Linked DNA regions of Homo sapiens: all the other regions are linked to region 3. Evidence: chromatin loops called from intact Hi-C (ENCODE). Cell type or tissue: PC-9. All regions are shown on one strand. Links, peaks and the distances in the headings refer to the core of each region. The heading gives the core; the rest is flanking DNA.

Region 1 (6,160 bases), core at 827-5,826, 68 kb before region 3:
AACAGAGGGATAGAACTGAAGCAGATTGTTATTAAATGGACATTGCAGCAAATTAGGAGCTAGTGTTTCCACACAGTTCTTTAGATCAGTTAAGACATGTAAAAAAAAGACAACCAAAACCCTTACTAACTAAGAACTAAATATTATAGGGGAACCGAGAAGTGATTAAAAGTTTGTGAATATAAACACAGGGATTAGTTAGGGGCAGCCATTTTTAATTTTCTATACCAGTTGAGAAATCTATCTAGGGCACTTTATTTAACTCATTAACATATCTTAGAAAACCAAATGAATTATTTGTCAGAAAGAATTATCTGGAAAGAAATTACTTAGCTCAGTGTTGCATATCTTTGTGGATATTGCCACACCAAAATTAATTACAATTATTAATAACGGTTTTCTCTGGGGATGCTTCTCCTGCCACCCAAATAAGTCATTCAGTGTTTAGGCTGCTTATGATCTGTATTTTCCTTGAATACTATTGCATATTTTAAGAAGTCTGGAAATAATGGTTACTTTGGATCACATATCTTAGAAAAGTAAAAATGCATTAGTAATGTAGCTGCTCAAAAATTGAAATTCTGCAGAAATAGCTCCATAGATTAGCAAGATCAAAGATACAACTATCCTCTGCAAGAGGTACTTGGCAATATTTCTCACCTAGAGATGTCTGTTGTTAATAATTCCATGAATGTTAATGGGAGCTTTCCATTTACATGACAAAGAAAATAGTCTTATTTGATGTGGAATTATTAAATGACCATCTATCATAGTTGAGCAAAACTGGTTGCCTTTACATAGATGCTGGCTGAAATATTAGACTTCAAATAAATGAAACAAGTTATTTTTCTACAACCATTTTTTTCTTGTTTGCCAAGAGCTCCTTATATTTGAGCAAATTACTCATGTGTTACACTTGATATTTTGAATGAGTTTGTCTGAAAGCAGATCTTATCTAAGTCAGTCATTTTCTCAGAGGTTTAGGGGAGATAAGAGATTTGTGTGAGGTCACTTAGCCAGGGAACCTAGGGCTCTCTTCACTGAACAATTTCAGCAAGCTTTTTAGTCAGATCATTGGAAGGTCGATGATATTTACTGCTATATTCCAGACCCCCACATTTTTTAAAGTTTATTCAGTTCTAAGTGCTCAAGAAAAATCCTAGAAAAATGGTAGTTGTCTCTTTTGAACATTCTACCACAAATTTTTGGAATTATATCTATCTATATAGATGTCATATCACAGTAATTTCATATATACATCTTAGACCAGAGATTTATTTACCAGTGAGGCTACTAATAAAACATTTTCTGACAGTTTTGGAGGTAATAATAGCTACTGTGTTTATAGTACATAAACACATTATATAGTCACACTATAAACTATGTTACATTTCGTTGTTTAAAAAGCCTCTTACCAGGTCTGGAAAGGAATGTTTTCAGTTGTCTCTGAATTTTTGCTAAGGCCTGTTAGCTGCAGACAAAAGGTAATAGAGAGCCACATCTAGGCTTTCCAAGATAGCAAAACTGGTACAGACATTATCAGCCCATTACTCACTGCCAATCTTTAAAGACACATTTAGAAATCTGCAATTTTAGATAGAGAATCAAAGAGTGAGGACGTTTTTGACTTAGGAGAGAAAGATTTGGTGTTTCCCTTGCACATCCAGTCTTGGGGGAAGAGAAAATGTCATTCTAACTTACCTCCAGGCAGGAGAAGAGGGTTCTGAGAAATGCATTCCTGAAGATTTAGTGGGTACTAGCTGAATATGCGCAGAGCTATGAAAACTAGGGCACTCTTTCTGCCAACAGGCAAGGGAAAATATGACAAGAAAGTTCTTGGAAGAACTTGACTTATGTCTTCTGGAGTTTGGGGACACGTGTGACCAAAGATGAATATTTTGTTTCTTGCATACGTAACTTTGAAGGCAGGCAGTTACCAGGATCATACTGCAATGGCCAGAAAGCAGAATCTGAAGGAAAGGAATTGTGCAGTGACTATGAAAACTTATCATAGAGCCTGGACTCGGAGGCCCTCTCTAATGAAAACATAATGGCCAAGAAAAAATGATTGTAACAACAGGATGTGAGATTTGTGCTCATTTTCTTCTAAAATAATCCCCTCCACTGACCCTAAGAGTGAAAGACCACACAACAGCCAGTGTGTATTTCATTAGTAGGAAAGATTACACTTCAGTTGCAGAACAAGGAGAATAATTAATTATATGTGAAATTGAAGTACAGATAAAAACCTAGGACAAAATTCTAAATTCAAAAAATTGAATAATAACATTTTCACTTATCTCTGGTTTTTTTGTAACCAAATTATGAGAGCCAAGATATCAGCCCCATTTATGACTTTGGGATAGGGGAGGGAAACCCAACATAGTATAGATGGGTGGCATGATGGGAAAATGATAAAATTAAATCCTATTTGCACTTTCATCAGATTTAACTTATTACATTCATTCCATGTATATCAGTTAATCTTTACAACAACCCTGTGAATAATATCACCAACGCTTTCTTTACAGATGAAGAGTCTGAAGAATTCAGGGAGTCAGGAAAGATCTGGCATTAAACCATTTGTGTCTAAACCTAACACCTTAGTTTTAGTAACTACAATTTAGCATTGCTCACTAGAACTTTCTGCAGTGATAAAATATTCTTCATGTGAAATATTCAGTATGATATCCACTAATATATTGTTGCTATTGAGTACTCAATATATGCCTAGTTTAACAGAGAAAGTGAGTTTTTAATTGCGTTTATTTTAAATTAACTTAGAGTTAAACAGAGGCATGTGGATAGTGGTTTCTATATTGGATAGTAATACTCTGGATTGTTCCACATGTCCAGTGGTCTTATTTCTGTGGATCATATATATGTGAGACAATTGTTCTAGCTCTCAGTGGGGCTTCACATTTCTCAGGCATTGAGAGCATAAAGACACACATACACACACATGCACAGATACACAGACACACATTTAGAATCAGTTTAGAAGAGCACTGTTGGAGTGTGAAACTGTTGAAGCTACCACTTTCTGTGCCTCTGTGAGAGGAGTAATAATTATGAGCACTCGAGGATGGGACAGTGGCCATAGGACCTTGTCCTTCACCTCTGATGAAACTTGACCAAATTTACTTTGTTATGTCCTTGGCTGTATAAAAGATATTATTTGAATTATATGAATATATAAATAAATAGACGGATACATAGACAAATAAATGAAACCTATTTCAAAATGCATTATGAATTCTGGAGAGCTTAGATTTTTCCACTGACTCTTTAAGTTATTAACAGTGTAACCGTAGGTAACTTTGTCAACCTCTTGGGTTTCTAATATCTCATCTGTTAACTGAGGAGGATACTAGATCTGCTTCCCTCAGAACCTTTCCTGACTTTTTGTTGATCATAAATGAGGTGCTGCATGAGAAAGGAATGTGTGAGCTGTGAAGTGTTACACAAGTGTGGATTATTATTCATTTGTTGCCACAGCAACTGAAGGGCATCTCTGTGACAACAGAACGGCTAACTGAAAAGCAATGATTTAAAAAAAAAAAAAGTATTGTCAGAGCTGAAGTACATGATACTTTAGCAGCCAGAAAGCCCTAATACTGATATTTTTCTCATGTCCTTTATTGTTTTTCCAATCAAGAATGTATTACATATACATATTGATGATTCAGAAAATATGGAGAACTGTAAAAACAATGGCTGTTTTGATGTGTCCTTTCAATGCTTTCTTTTTGCTTATAAATATGTCTATATCTATATAGATAGATATAACATTACATTGTGTTTTTCTCGAGAGTCTACTGGATATGCATATTCTACTGTACATGTATATTCTGTTTATTATCTTTTGTCATGTTTGTTTATGCAGGTTATGAAATATTTTCCTAGAATATCACATTTATAATTAATTGCATAATATACTATCATATGGCTGTGTCATAATTTTTTAAATAAACCCCTTGTTAAATGTTTTAGAGTTTTTTTCTATTTCCTTCTCCTTTTTTTCTTTGTGGTTACTTAAGAATGCTACAGCAAATATCACTGGCTTCTAGAAATGCATAGACAAGAGCTCTCTCAAGGAGTGGCATTTGAGCTGAGTCCGAATGACCAAAAGAAGCCAGACATTAGGACAGAGCACTCAAGGCAGAAGAACCAGCAGGTATAAGGCCTTTGTAAAAGCTATGTTAATTGATAAGGCACTATATTACCTCTCCAAGGAGGATTTATACCTTACACCTTATTCTGACCATGTAGTGGATTGGATAAAGTTATTTCCTTATTCCATTCCAGACCAAGGCATTTGGGATTGATGTTGTCTCCTATAGACTCTTTACATTGTACATATACGATAAATGCTGAAGCCAAGGTCTTTACACATCTCACATTACCATTAGCTCTTAAAATACTTGCCATATATTGTCTTGTTAGGAAACATGCACTGAATGAGAGCAGAGGGGTAAAATACTTGCAGTTTCATCTACTATTTTACAAAGTAATAACTTCAAGACAGATTCCCACCACATAGAGCCTATTCAAGAAGAAAATATTTTATACGCTAATAACTAACATTTAGTTCATTTATAGAAAATATGAGGAAGAGCAAAAAAGAAACTATATAGAACTCCAGATCAATTAATTCCTTTTAAATATAAATTTCTGCTATCTCATACCCAAATACAGAGTAAAAATATAAAAAAAACAAGGAAAAATATTTGGAAGAGAAACTATGCAGTGATAACAGTTATGAAAAAAGTAGTGAGTCTCATATATTTTAATTCTATTTTCCATATTGATAATAATTCATAGTTTATATATTTATAGCCAAGTGTAACATATAGTATGTTTATTTCAAGATTAATGCAATTAGCATAAGCATTACCATATGTTATAACTTATTTTCCAAACAGATTTTTCTCCCTTGGCCCGTAGAATGCATTGGAAGGCTTAGGGCTTAGAAAATATGTTGCAATATTACACTCTGATGGCAGGCAAGAGAGACACACTTAGCTTATAGGCATCACCACCTATACCCTCAACTTCTCTGTCTCCTAGCTTAGTATTTATTCCAGTGCTCTGTTTTCCTAATATGCTAGAAAACCAAGTTATTGATACACAAAAATGTATATTATTTGTGCTGAAGACCACCTGCAAACTCTTTTAATACACCAAATTCATATTTAAACCAACTGCTAGAGAAAATAATGCTTAACCATTTCGTGTCTGATTAATGCAGATACAGATGTCATCTAATCATTTGATGGCAGGGATAAAGACCAGGTGTGCTAATCAGTTCTCAGGTATCCTCAAGAACGTCACTGCTAATAAAACAGTGATTTCAAATAATCAAGGGACACTGGCACTTGCCGTTGGCTGAATTTTGTTTCCCCCAAATTTATATGTTGAAGTCTTTACCTCCAGCGTGATATTTGGAGATGAGGCTTTTGGAAAGTAACCAGGGTTAGGTGAGCTCATGAGGGTGGGTCTTCATGATGGGACTGCTACCCTCATGAAAAAATACACCTAAGAGCTTGCTGGCTCTCTCCATAAAAGCACAAAGAAGAGATCATGTGAACACGCAGTGAGATGGTGGCTTCTGCCGCTCAAGGTAAAATCCTTTAAATTTGACAATGCTGAAAACCTGAGTTTGAACTTCCAGGATCCAGAACTGTGAAAAAATAAATTTCTGTTGTCCAAGCCACCCAATCAGGGAGTATTTTGTTATGGCAGCCTCAACTGACTAATACAGTTCTCCACTGAGGAAAAATTAAAAGGATACACTGAGAAGTCTGTTTGTTACGGTATATTAGTCCATTCTCATGCTGGGTAATTTATAAAGGACTGGGTAATTTATAAAGGAAAGCGGTTTCATTGACTCACAGGTCTGCATGGCTGGGGTGGCCTCAGGAAACTTACAATCATGGTGGAAGGGGAAGCAGACATCCTTCTTCACATGGGGGCAGGAGACAGAAGTGCCGAGTGAAGAGAGTGAAAAGCCCCTTATAAAACTATCATATCTTGTAAGAACTCAATCACTATCATGAGAACAGCATGAGGGTAACTGCCCCCATGATTCGATTACCTCTCACTGGGTCCTTTCCTCAACACGTGGGGATTACAGGAACTAAAATTCAAGATGAGATTT
Region 2 (6,160 bases), core at 811-5,810, 110 kb before region 3:
TTTAAGATTTAATGACTGCCCTGCTGGTTTTGGAACTTGCATGGGGCCTGGTGTCCCTTTCTTTTGGCCAATTTCTCCCTTCTGGAATGGAAATATTTACCCAATGACTATACCCCCAGTGTAGATTGGAAGTAACTAACTTGTTTTTTTATTTTATAGTCTCATAAGCAGAAGGGACTAGGCTTGTCTCCAATGAGACTTTGGACTTTTGAGTTAATGTTGGAGTGATTTTAAACTTTGAGGATTGTTGAGAAGGCATGTTTTTGTTTTGCAATGTGAAAAGGACATGTGATTTAGGAGGGGCCAGGAGCAGAATGATATGGTCTGGATCTGTATCTCCACCAAATCTTATGTTGAATTTTAGTCCCTAATTTTGGAGGTGGGGCCTGGTGGGAGGTGATTGGATCATGAGGGCAGATTTCTCGTGACTGGTTTACACCATCTCCCCGATACTGTACTTGTGATCATGGGTGAGTTCTCATGGGATACTGTTGTTTAAAAATACGCAGTACTTCCCCCCTTGCTCTCTCTTGCTCCTGCTCCCACCACGTAAGATGCCTTGCTCCCGCCTTGCCTTCTGCCATGACTGGAAGCTTCCTGAGGCCTCCCAAGAAGCAGAAGCCACTATACTTTCTGTACAGCCTGCAGAACCATGAGCCAATTAACCCTCTTTTCTTTATAAATTACCCAGTTGCAAGTATTTCTTTATAGCAGTGTGAGAACGGACTAATACACTGAGTGATCTTTAAGTGGGAAGCGAATTATAAGCTGCTGAGCCTGCCTCTTCCTATGCTATTTGGTGGAGGGTAGGAAGGCAGAAAGTTTTGCTACTGCTGTTGCTGCTGGCAGATCAGCTTTCTCACTCTAAAAGTCTGATTCCAGTCTAACCTGGAATGGTTGTGGAATGGGGACTAGTCAGCTCTAATTGTGGCTACTGTAAGGGGATCAACTGCCTGCTGATAAAATGTAATACATTATTTTATAGGAGAAATAGAATTCTATGTAAGAGTAATGAAAAATAAATAACACGGGGTTGATGATGAGAACATTTTTCTGATAAGTGTACCTAATTTGCATGACCATATATCCTAGTTATCCCAGAATAGTTACTGTGTATGTCTGTTCTCTTGGTGTAATTATTACTAATACTCTTGCTACTCTCAAAATAATCTCATCTTGAACAATAAATTATGCGGTCACCCTTTCTCTAAGTGAAAATAGGGATGACTTGCAGTTATCCAGATAAATGGCCAGAGGTAAAGAATTTTTTGACAACAGTAAATGTCATGCATGTAGATCTTCAGACAGAAGAAAATATAATATGTTGAGTATACTACTAATAAATAATTACTGTTAATTGAATGTACAGTGTGATTGAAAAGTAAAGATGAGGATAAGTACTTAATTGGGCTTCACAAATGGAAACTACACAAGCTTACTTAAAGACTCTGCCCTTTATCTTAATACAATGGAGAACCTTTGAAGCACAGTAAAAGTTAGATTTGACATTAGAAATATCACTGTGGTTGAACTGTAAATAGTGGATTTTGGGGATTTGAGTGAGACAGAAGAATGGCTATGACAGAATTTCTTGGTGATAGAAATGACAGATCCTGGGAGGCTAATCCAAAATACTGGCCATGGGGATGAATGAATGAAAAATAATTTGAATACTATTTTATACTTAGAAGTTGTAGAAATGGGTGGGTTGCTGGAATTTGGAGGTTAAGGGAGTGTTAAATTAAACAAGTCCAATTGCCAAATTAAAGATGGGCCTCTCTGACTTGAGCAACTGAGTGGTTGGAGGTATCATTCAACGAGCCAAGAGGAAAAGGAAAAGTGGTATTCAAGATAATTTGTAGAGAAAATTGTTCAACTAATTGAGAGTTAAACATGGGGAAGAATGATAACTAACTGGTGCCTTATATTTCCAAATGCAGGTGGTTTGAAAAAATTATGACAGTTAGCATGTTTAAAAGGAAGAGAGGGCCCATATGGGAATAAGGAGGTTGTTTTTAGACACATTTAGAATAGTTTAAAAGGAAGAAAAGGTTTATGTGTTAAAATAAATTTTAACAGTTAGTTATGTCTAACAGACCATTAGAAAGGTCCAGGCAATCTCAATAGACAGAGTAAGACCAGACACAGAAAGGCATCCACTGAGAGAGGTAGAAACCCTGAATGTGGCTAACTTCCCAAGAGATCATGGGAATAAGATGCTGGGACATGAACTGTTATGGGAAGAAAGACTGGCGAGCTACAATTCTAGTGCTAAAGAGCAGTCAAAAAATGCAAATTTATTTTGACCATTTCAACATGAGCGATCTCTGAGAAAATACTTATGTAGAATGAAGGAGATGAAAAATTGAATGAAACGTTTTACGAGTAAAAGAGTAGTGAAAAAGAAGATCCAAAGGATCCAAATTACTTTTTTAGTAGAATTTTTTTTTTCTGTAACATACAAGGGAAATGACTATAGATTAAGGCCATAGAAGAGGTGAAGCATTGTTCCTCATGGATGCATCAAATGGGAATGTATTCATAGGTAGAGATGAACCATTGGAGAAAGAAAGTTTCAAAAGAAATTTCGAAGAAATCAGTGAAAGTAATGGACCAAGTTCCATAGATTAGAATAAAAAATTACATAGTATTTATAATCCAATAGAAAGACATTTTTATTTAAGAGATAAGAAGGGAGTAAAAGTGGACTGGTGAAGATATGTTGGACAGGGGTAAAAACCAATGGAGAAATATGTGAATAATATTTTTTTGAACTTCTTTTGTGAGTGATGCTTTGTACTAGTTCCATCCTAAGTAATCCTTACTTGAATTATTGTAATTATAGATCTACTTAATCAAGTTATGTTACCTGATGTAACAACAATAAAAACAACTACAACATTCCAAATATTAGTGGCTTAAATAAACTACAGTTTACTGCTTACTCACATGAAGGTAAAATGCAGTCATTTGGAGGCCATCCAGACTGACTATCCTGGACCATTGGGTCCTTAGTATTCTCCACTGGATGGCAGTGGCCAATAGACCGGGGAAAAGTGAATGTGAAATGGATTGAGTCTAAGCTTTTAAGGGTCAGGCCTCAAAGTAGCATGCATCATTTTCACTTAGTCATATAGCCCTGACTCACTCGCAAAACCTGAGAAAGGAACCTCTCTGAGTGCTTAGAAACAAAAGACCAAACAGCGCCTGGTGAGTTCATGGTATTACCCATGAAACAGCACGTATTGTTATCCGCTTTGCAGAGAAGGAAACTAAGATTTAGAGAGTGCTTAAGAAACTTGCCCAAAGGTCACATGGTTTAGTAAATTGAGTCTGATCAAGTCAGTAAATCAGAGCATATCATCTTCCACAAAAAGTGACAACAGACCACAGAAGAGTGAGAAGCCTTTACTATTGGGGGAAAACAAGTTCATATGATGTGGGAACAAACTCACTGAAGAGGAGCTAAAGCTAGAAACAGACATCTCTCTTGAATCCAATTATCTCTGCTTTAAAGACCCCTTTCAGGACACTCGGCAGATTGTATTCATTCATTTTATATTTAAAAACAATTATTAGATGCACACTAGCTATCACACACTATTGCAGATGTTTAATGTACCAAACAGATTTTCTGACCTCATGGGGCTTATATTTTGGTTTGCAGATCCAGAAAAGGATAACCATGCTTTCTGATTTTGTTTAACTTATAAGAGAAAGTAAAATAACGTATTGAGAGAATATGGGTTAACTTAACGTAAAACAAACAAAAAATAACTAAAGACTTAAATTTGTATAGAAACTATGGCTGCTCTAAGTATCTATATAACAAAGTAACAGGGAATGTCTTCGGTGTGGAACAATTGGGATAAATGGACTCCAAACATTTCAGTCCTTAAATACTTTGATTGACACTCAAATCCAGGAAGAGGTAATCTAAGCGAGCTGGATGATATTTCAGCCTTTTGGCTAAGGTGCCTTAAAGGAAGGTCCCACCAAGACAGTCAAAAAAGAAAAAGAAAAAAAAAAAGGCTAGGCGCGGTGGCTCATGCCTGTAATTCCAGCACTTTGGGAGGCCGACGCTGGCGGATCACGAGGTCAAGAGATCAAGACCATCCTGGCCAACATGGTGAAACCCAGTCTCTACTAAAAGTACAAAGAAAAAAAAAAAGTTAGCCTGGCGTAGTGGCACGCACCTGTAGTCCCAGCTACTCAGGAGGCTGAGGCAGGAGAATCACTTGAACCGGGGAGGCAGAGCTTGCAGTGAGCCAAGTTGGTGCTACTGCACTCCAGCCTGGCCACAGAGCGATACTCCTTCTAAAATAAATAAATAAATAAATAAAATAAAAAAATTAAAAGGTGGCCAATAATTATCTAAAATCATGATTCATGAAACAATTACTAGAATAGTAGGAAATAGATGTAAACAAACAAAAAGCATCAGTTACCAAAAATCCCTAAAAATAAATTAATTTTAAAAATTACTTCAAAATGTTAAATATTATGAGAAAAAAAATTGAGTGATAGAACAGAAAATAATTGAGAGAGTAAGGTAGTTTAGATAAGATGGATAGGGCAAGCTGCCTTAATTTCCTTGGTATTTGAGTCCTGAAGGAGGAGATGCCAATCATGAAATCAGCCAGGGGCAAGTCTAACAACACAGCGAATAACAAGGTCCTGGGGCAGGGCATGTTTTTAGGAGCAGAAAATTTGCTACTATAGCTCAAATATAGTAAGAAGCAACGGTAGAGAGTGTGTGGAATTCACACCAAGTTATGATGGATTGTTAAGTTTAGATTTTGTTCAAGAGGCTGTTGCTATTTTTAAAAAGTGCATATTAACTCAGGAGTGTCAAATAACTGTATTCTTCTTTTCTTTTCTAGGAGAACATAAGAATTCCTTTTGTTTTTTGCCTACTCTTCTCCTACCACCTCTTTTCTACTACAATGTTATGATAAGAGCAGCTGCCTTGGCAGTTTCTAATTGCAGGTAAGAGTCTTAGAGGTGCCATCTGTTCTTGCCAGCTCCTTTGGTTGATAACTCTCCTGTCCCAAGGGTAACAAACACATTGGGAGTAACTCCTTGGAGTAACTCGACCCAGGATCAGTACTAGCTGAGCCACTTCTCACTCACGTGGCCTTGGGCAAGTTATTTAGCCTCTCTAATCTCAGTGGACTCATTTTTTAAGGAATACAATAATACCAAATTCCCAGGGCTGTAGAACAGGCTAAATGAAATAACATATTTTAAGTATCTAGTCTATTCCCCAAAACATAGAAAGGGCTCAAAAAATAGTAACATTGAAAAAACATTGTGAAACACAGAATCAGGTGCTCAAGGAGAAATCCAGCAGCACTCACTGCAGATGTCAGAGCACTTCAAAATAGAAGAATGAGATTTCTGGAGTCCTGTCACAACCAGATGATTCTTTGTGCTATCTGGAAATTGACACTCATACATTTGTCTACTTTTCTCTGACCATGTTTCAGCCAAATAGGCTCATCTGGTGGATATTGTGGGAATGTTTGAAGAAATCATTGGTAAAAATTTGATTTTCAAAAAGTTAAGATTGGCTTTATAACAGTCCCTAACTCATTTCATAAGAGATTTAAAGTAGCTACAAAATGATAAGTGAAAATACAATATAAAAGGATGAGATATAAATACTTAACTAATACACTAAGTCAAATTTAATCAACCTTTGTTTCTTTTATTTATACCTTAACTACGTTAGGAATAAAAACTACTAAAATACAAAACCAATATTATAAGTTAGATAATGGTGAAAGGGAAAAAGAAAATAAGCAAGAAAAATAACATGAAATGAAGCCATAAATAAGGGAAATATGTTACAAAAACCAAATGATACAAAACCAAATAATTAACGGGAAACAGGCACATGCTATACATTAGTGAAGGAGGCCAGTATGAGGTCATGTGAGTGGTGGAGACTTTGGTCATTTACTTCCTTTAAAATTCCTCATGTTGTTGCTAGAATTCTATGCACGTGTGCTTCTTTACCTATTTCTAAACCTGTGTGTGTGTATTTGTAAAATTTCTGATTGTTCAAACATAATTTACAAAAACAAACCAAACAAAACACATTTATAGAACAAATTAAATCCCTCAGGCAACCAATTAATGCTCCTTGCACCCAAAC
Region 3 (6,160 bases), core at 424-5,423:
TTAGTAGATTTTCTATTTATTATAATTTCTTATCAAAAAGTGTTTACCTTTATCATGTTTACTAGCATGGTCATTGAAGGCAGAGAGTGATGACGCAGCTCAAATACTCTCTAGGAAAGAGAGGCTCAGAGAATTTAAGGGATTTACGTCTGATCACATCACTTTTAATAGGAGACATGCTATTTAAAGTCAGAGCTCTGTCTCCAAAATCCACACTCTTTCCAAGAGACCTCAAGGTCACTTTACACAGGGCCCCCTTTTCGCATAGCAAGTTAATCACACTGAAGGAATAGAACAGCTTAGAGTACTAGCCATGAACTCTGTTCTCAGCTCGCTTCTGACTTTCACGTACTCTGCATTTCTCCAGGCCTGACCAGTCTTTGGCTATTTATGAGATATTAATTTCAGTACTGAACCCATATATTGCTGACTTTGGCCCTTGCTTGCTCACATAGTTCCCAGCAAAGTCTTCTCACTTGTGTTTGAGAGTCCAGTTCATGAGCTTGTGAACGTGTCTGTCATCAGGCGCACCTCCCAGAGTTTCTGTACTTAGTTCCCTTCCTTGCTGCAGCTCCCTTGTGAACACTCACTGCAGTGTGGATGTGAAGGCCCAGCACACTGTTACAGACGTGCTCTCGGCTGATGTTCCTTGTGGCTTCCCATATGCCACGGGACCACCCTCCCTCCTTCCAGGTTCTATTCTACAGGGAGAATACCCATGAGGGGCCAAACAGGAAACACATCATGAACTTGTTAATACTTTGATTGAAACATGCAGTTTTCACGCAAGGCTGAAGCGGTGGTCCCATCCATCATTCTGTTATTTAAAATACTGGATCCCCCAATGAAAGACTGATGTTATTATGCATTGAACTTTAAGTGGAGAAGTTTGAACAGAGAGAGCAGACCAGCAGGAAGCCATGGTCAGTCTGCTTAACACATGGAAAATGACTTCAAAATGACCACATTTTTCACTAAGAATGTGCAGTTCAAGACACACACACACACACACACACACACACACACACACGGAAAAACAAAGAATACACAGGAAGGTGTGGCCCACTGCGTTTGTGGTATAGAAATTGTACATAGTGGTAAACACAAACCAAGTGATGCCAGGCTCTCACCATTCCTATCCAGCAGATAACAGCCTTTTAATAAGGAAGACTTGCAAGAAAGGGGGTGATGAAGAAACAGAGACACTCTTGAAATATCCCTTCCTACAGAGGGTACAATTGCTGCTGAAAGGTTCTTCTTCAGGGAAACACGAGGACGTTGCCAGTGCCTCCAATGCACACATTGCCAATGTCCTGCAGGTCTTAAATGGCAGATGTAAAACTCTAATTTTCAACTAAATGGGGAGAATAGTCTTCTGTCCATTTGAGTGGTTATCACCCCTGCCCTGAAGCAGCATATATTTGTATTAAGTATCTTAAAGTGTCCTCTGTAAAAGGACTATTGGAGCCTCCTCTCCTTATGGCTTGGATCTAGTCCTCATGGCCAGGCAGAGGCCTGACGTAGTCATCAAGGTTTCCTTGCCTCCCCCAAGGGAGAGAATCATTGGTCTTCTCCTTCAATCCAAACGACTATGGACTACCTGCAAATCAGCTCATTCAAACAAAACCCTCCCAGTACTTCCCTTTGCCTGAAACCTGTGGTTATCAGAGCCTAACATCAGACAGAGATGAGCTTGTAGCCAGCGCTGGGATACTCTCTGTCTTCTCCAGGCTAGCAGTGTGTTCTGAATTCAGTCTTTCTCTGAATCTGGGAGTCTCTCCCTACTCTTCTTAGATCATCACTATTTTCCATTTCTCTTTGCTCCCTCCTTAATTCTGTTATGTCATTTACCATGCCCTCTGCCTTACTTGGGAAAAATGCATGCACAAACCCAAAATTGGAACAGTTTTCAAATCAGAAAATGCTATTTCTAGGGTGATTTGTCATCTTTAATTATTTACTTCAAAACCTATATAATACTCCTTCTACTCTTGCTTGCTTTGCTGGTTTACTGATTATTTATTATCCAGTACCTGCTATCTGCAGTCTCTGCAAAAGATGTTCAACATACACATAATGTAGCTCAGACCCTGCCCTCAAGACACTCACACTTAACTACAGACAATAGTCAACAAATATTTGAAATCAAGTATGATGGAATATATGACTGGGATATAAACCAAAGAACTAGTTAGTCAGCATATACTGAGTTCAAATTCCAGCTCTATTTTGTACATGTGATGCAATTTTTGGAAAATTATTTATACTCTCTGTGCCTCAGTCTCCTTACCTGTAAAATGGAGATACTGTTAGTACCTCCTCCATAGGGTTGTTGCTAGGATTAAGTGAGTTAATATATTAAAAGGGTCTTGTAATTTTGACTGGTCCAAAGTAAATGCAAAAAAAGCTTTGCTTTTATTAAATGGTGAAAAAAGTGGAGTGCGCGATAAAGTGAAATGGAGTAGGTGCTGCCCATGGATGTCTTTCCATAAAGAGGGACTATTCGAGTTGTGCTTTGAGAGAAGAGAAGATTTTGCCAAGTGGGTGAGGTGTGGAAGGCATGCCATTCAGAGGTGAGCATGTGCCAAAGGAGAAAATGTGAAAAGGCTCCTTTGAGCACCCTGCATAGAGGGATATGGCTGAAGTGTAGGGGAGATGGAAGGAAATTTTGGAAGGAAAGAAGTACGGAAAAGAGGCTGGGGCCAGATCTTAGAGGATTCACAGATGTCCTGGAAAGATGCTGGTATCTCACTCTATAGAAAACAGAATTTGAAGAGTGTTAAGCAGATTTGCTTTGTCAAACCATGACAGTGGTCTCAGGTAATGGTTTTTCCCTTTAAAAATAATGGGAGGGTAAAGAAGGTCACATATACATTTTCTTTCAAGGATTTTTTTTTCCCTTGAGGTGTGTCCATTTTCTTGTTTGAGGATTGACTCATGAAAGCCAGAAAATATCTGCCAATCATCTTGGGTTACATAAATGAACTGATTTTCTGGATATACTCATGTTTCAGATTGTTTTTCCTCTTCTCTCTCCAAAAATTCTGAGGGTTTCTCATCGAACTCTTTGCCTTGGTCATGTTTATTCTTCTACTTCCTTCTTGGCAAACATCCAAACCTCAGGGTAACCAGGAAGAGGCTAACAAGGTTTAGACATTATCCCTTCTGAAAAGCGACTCACAGATGAAAAGTATTTTTTCCTCCATTGGAATTATTATTCGACTAACATCGGATCCAGGATTTGTACTATTGAAAGTTACTAGAACTCTGTGGAAAACTGAGTGTGTGTAAGCCCTCTTTACCTTGCACAAAGTGGCGGTGTACTTGTGCCTGCAATGAGAACTTTCTCCCTCCCCAGTTCTCTGTTACTTGATCTTGTTATGTTTTTTCTTACCGTACAGAGACTGAGCACAAATTTGTGGGGCATGACTCATCATACACAATGCATCTCTCTGCTGTAATGCACCAGTGCTTCCACAACAACCAGGTTTTAGCGATATCAAATGCCATTACACAGTCAATGAAGTGTCAGAGAAACACAGTGGGATGACATTGTTCACAGGCAGATGGATCCCTGTTTTAGATAGCAGCCTCAGTCCTCAGGCCCAGGTGAGAGTGTCTGTGCCCTCCTTCATGCACACACGTGTTTGGCAGCAGAATTGTGGATGTCACATTCTTAATACATTTTCTTCTCTTTTTCCGCTGGCATTGAGTTCATATCTTTAAGGATTCATAGTTTTTTTTTTCTATTTTGAACTAGACTCATTTAATTTCTGTGAAACTTATCTCCTCCCACCTAACTCTGCTAAAAACAAAAGTTAACACAATAATTTATTTGTTTTTGTTAGATGTTTAAGGGTATGCACAAATCAGGGAGAAAAATTTTAGTGTCACTAGATATTGTATTTATAATGATGGCATGATCTTCCAAAAAGGGCCACGTCTTATTTTTCTACTAAGGAAAATATAGAACTGAATACATAGATACTCAATAGAGGTTTGATGAATGAGGAAATTAATTATTTCCCTGACTTTCTGGTTTATAAGGCAATCTACAGGTTAGTTGGCTAAACAGTCTATCCACCTCTAGGTCTGTAATACTCTTATCAAAGGGTCATCTAGCCTAGCTTGCATACTCTTAGAAACTTTGGCTCATTAACTCCCAGACACTAACCAGGATTTGGATAAATATGGTCATTATATAGTTCTTGCTTATATTAAAGTTCGAATGTCTCTGTTTTTTAATTATCAATCCAGACTATGTCTGTACTTTAGATAAATGATTAGCCTAAAAATCCAAGAGAGTTCTAAAATCCAGTTTTCTATCAGTGAAACAACCAAAGTGATCCACACTGTAGCAATGCAATATCAGTATTTCATTTAGTGAGCACTTATTCTCATACCTTTTCATTTGTGATTACCTATTATCTGTTAACAATTTGGAATTTATCTCTTCAGAATGTGAAATGTCTTTCTCCTGTTCTCAAATTTTTCTTCTGGATATTGCATAAATGTATTATAATGTCTTAGCTTTCTTTTCAGAATAGCAGTTTTATGTTTTCTACATAAGGAATGTGATTCATATTTTTCAGCATCTAACATCTCTATGAGAGCATGATGGTACATACATTTTTCTGGATTTTTATTGATTTTAATTGGACTGGCAAGCAAAGAGAAGCAGCAGAATCTAGGTGTTAAAGCCTGGTTCCATCTCTCTAAGTTAGAAGCCTGGTTCTGCCTCTATCTGTGAGAACTTAAGTAATTCCTTTTACTTCTTTATGCCTGCATTCTCTAATTTATGAAATCATTGATCTAAATAATGAAGAGCGAGAATTTCTCAAAGAAAATGTTGTTTATTTGGGAATAGGTGTTACAATGGGAACACTGGTGTCATAGTAAACTATGTGTGTATTCAGGGAGGTAAAGGAAAACAAAGGTTTTTTCAGGAAAAATAGAGTATTACCTAATTGTTTTGAGATAATTATCCTTGGTGGCAAGGAACAAAAAAAAAGGTGGCATCAGTCCAAAGTTGGACTAGCAGTTGCTGAGCAGTTTTTTGGTGTGTAAGGTAGTGATGGCCTTTGTGCAAGGTTGTGGTTTTTGTAGTCTTTTGTGATTGTTTTTGTTACTAGGCATTCATGCATGATAATCCTTCATGGCCTTCTCTGGCTCTGTTTTTTGGGTTTTTGTTTTGTATTGCTGTTAACACAAGTGAATTTATTTTGACTCTGACAACTTCCACAAAATGTTTAAAATACTAAAACTACCAGGGCCATATTGTGAGTATGAAACAATTTAATTGCCATGAAGTGCTTTTAAGAGTAACTATTTCAAACTAAGCAGTTGATAATGGTAAGCTGTTCTTTAGAGCTTGGCTAAAATCTCTGTCTGTGATCCATAATTTGTATTTCTCTCCACAATTCTGCAATGTCCAGATGAGTATTACTAGCAGGCATCACAAGATAACAATCTTTTTCTGAAAATCTCTATTCAGATCCACACATCAACAGGACTTCTTGCCTCCAATCACAGGATCCAGGGTTTTTTGGTTTTGTTTTGTTTTTTTTATAAAGACAGCTTTGCGGAGGACTAGCAAAGGGTCTTTATTCCAAATTATCTCCTCTAATGACTAAGTTGGAGGCCCTGGTAAAAATGTTCACTGTAATAAGTTATAAAACTAACATTTACGGATCATTTACTATTTGCACAATACTAAAGCATGATTCTAAGTATTTTACATGTGCAAACTTTCTTAATCTAACTTTTTTTTTTGAGATAAGGTCTCATTCTGTCACTCAGGCTGGAGTGCAGTGGTGCCATCAAGGCTCACTGTAGCCTCTACCTCCCAGGCTTAAGTGATCCTCCCTCCTTAGCCTCCTGAGTAGCTAGGACTACAGACATGCACCACCACACCTAGCTAAATCTTTTATTTTTTAGTAGAGACAGGGTGTATTAGTTCGTTCTTACACTTCTAATAAAGACCTACCTGAGACTTGGTAATTTATAAAGAAAAGAAGTTCAATTTACTCACAGTTCTACATGGCTTGGGGGGCCTCACAATCATGGCTGAAGGCAAATTGAGGAGCCAAGTCACGTCTTACATGGCAGCAGGTGAGAGAGCTTGTGTAGGAGAACTCCCCTTTATAAAACCATCAGATCT

What was found. A loop is a pair of places that touch in the nucleus more often than their neighbours do. Peaks named below come from ENCODE experiments on the same cell type or tissue, not always from the same donor. Only the 100,000 strongest peaks of a DNase experiment are listed, where the experiment ranks them.
Region 1: a loop joins it to region 3, with 5 times the contacts of the local background. A loop is called at or near these places in 1 of 110 quality-filtered maps.
Region 2: a loop joins it to region 3, with 11 times the contacts of the local background. A loop is called at or near these places in 1 of 110 quality-filtered maps.

Annotation. Positions count from the first base shown.
Region 1 is chr4:19,805,002-19,811,161 of GRCh38, reverse strand. All of the region lies in intron 2 of LOC105374511 (a long non-coding RNA gene), which reads right to left. Among named protein-coding and RNA genes, the nearest start is that of LINC02438, 350 kb to the right of the region's middle. In PC-9, for the core only: no CTCF peak of the experiment used is centred there; a DNase peak (open chromatin) is centred at 3,461.
Region 2 is chr4:19,848,035-19,854,194 of GRCh38, reverse strand. All of the region lies in intron 2 of LOC105374511 (a long non-coding RNA gene), which reads right to left. Among named protein-coding and RNA genes, the nearest start is that of LINC02438, 390 kb to the right of the region's middle. In PC-9, for the core only: no CTCF peak of the experiment used is centred there; no DNase peak of the experiment used is centred there.
Region 3 is chr4:19,736,479-19,742,638 of GRCh38, reverse strand. The region is part of intron 2 of LOC105374511 (a long non-coding RNA gene); the gene reads right to left. Among named protein-coding and RNA genes, the nearest start is that of LINC02438, 280 kb to the right of the region's middle. In PC-9, for the core only: no CTCF peak of the experiment used is centred there; DNase peaks (open chromatin) are centred at 3,038 and 3,428; H3K4me3 peaks cover 744 bases; H3K27ac peaks cover 2,084 bases.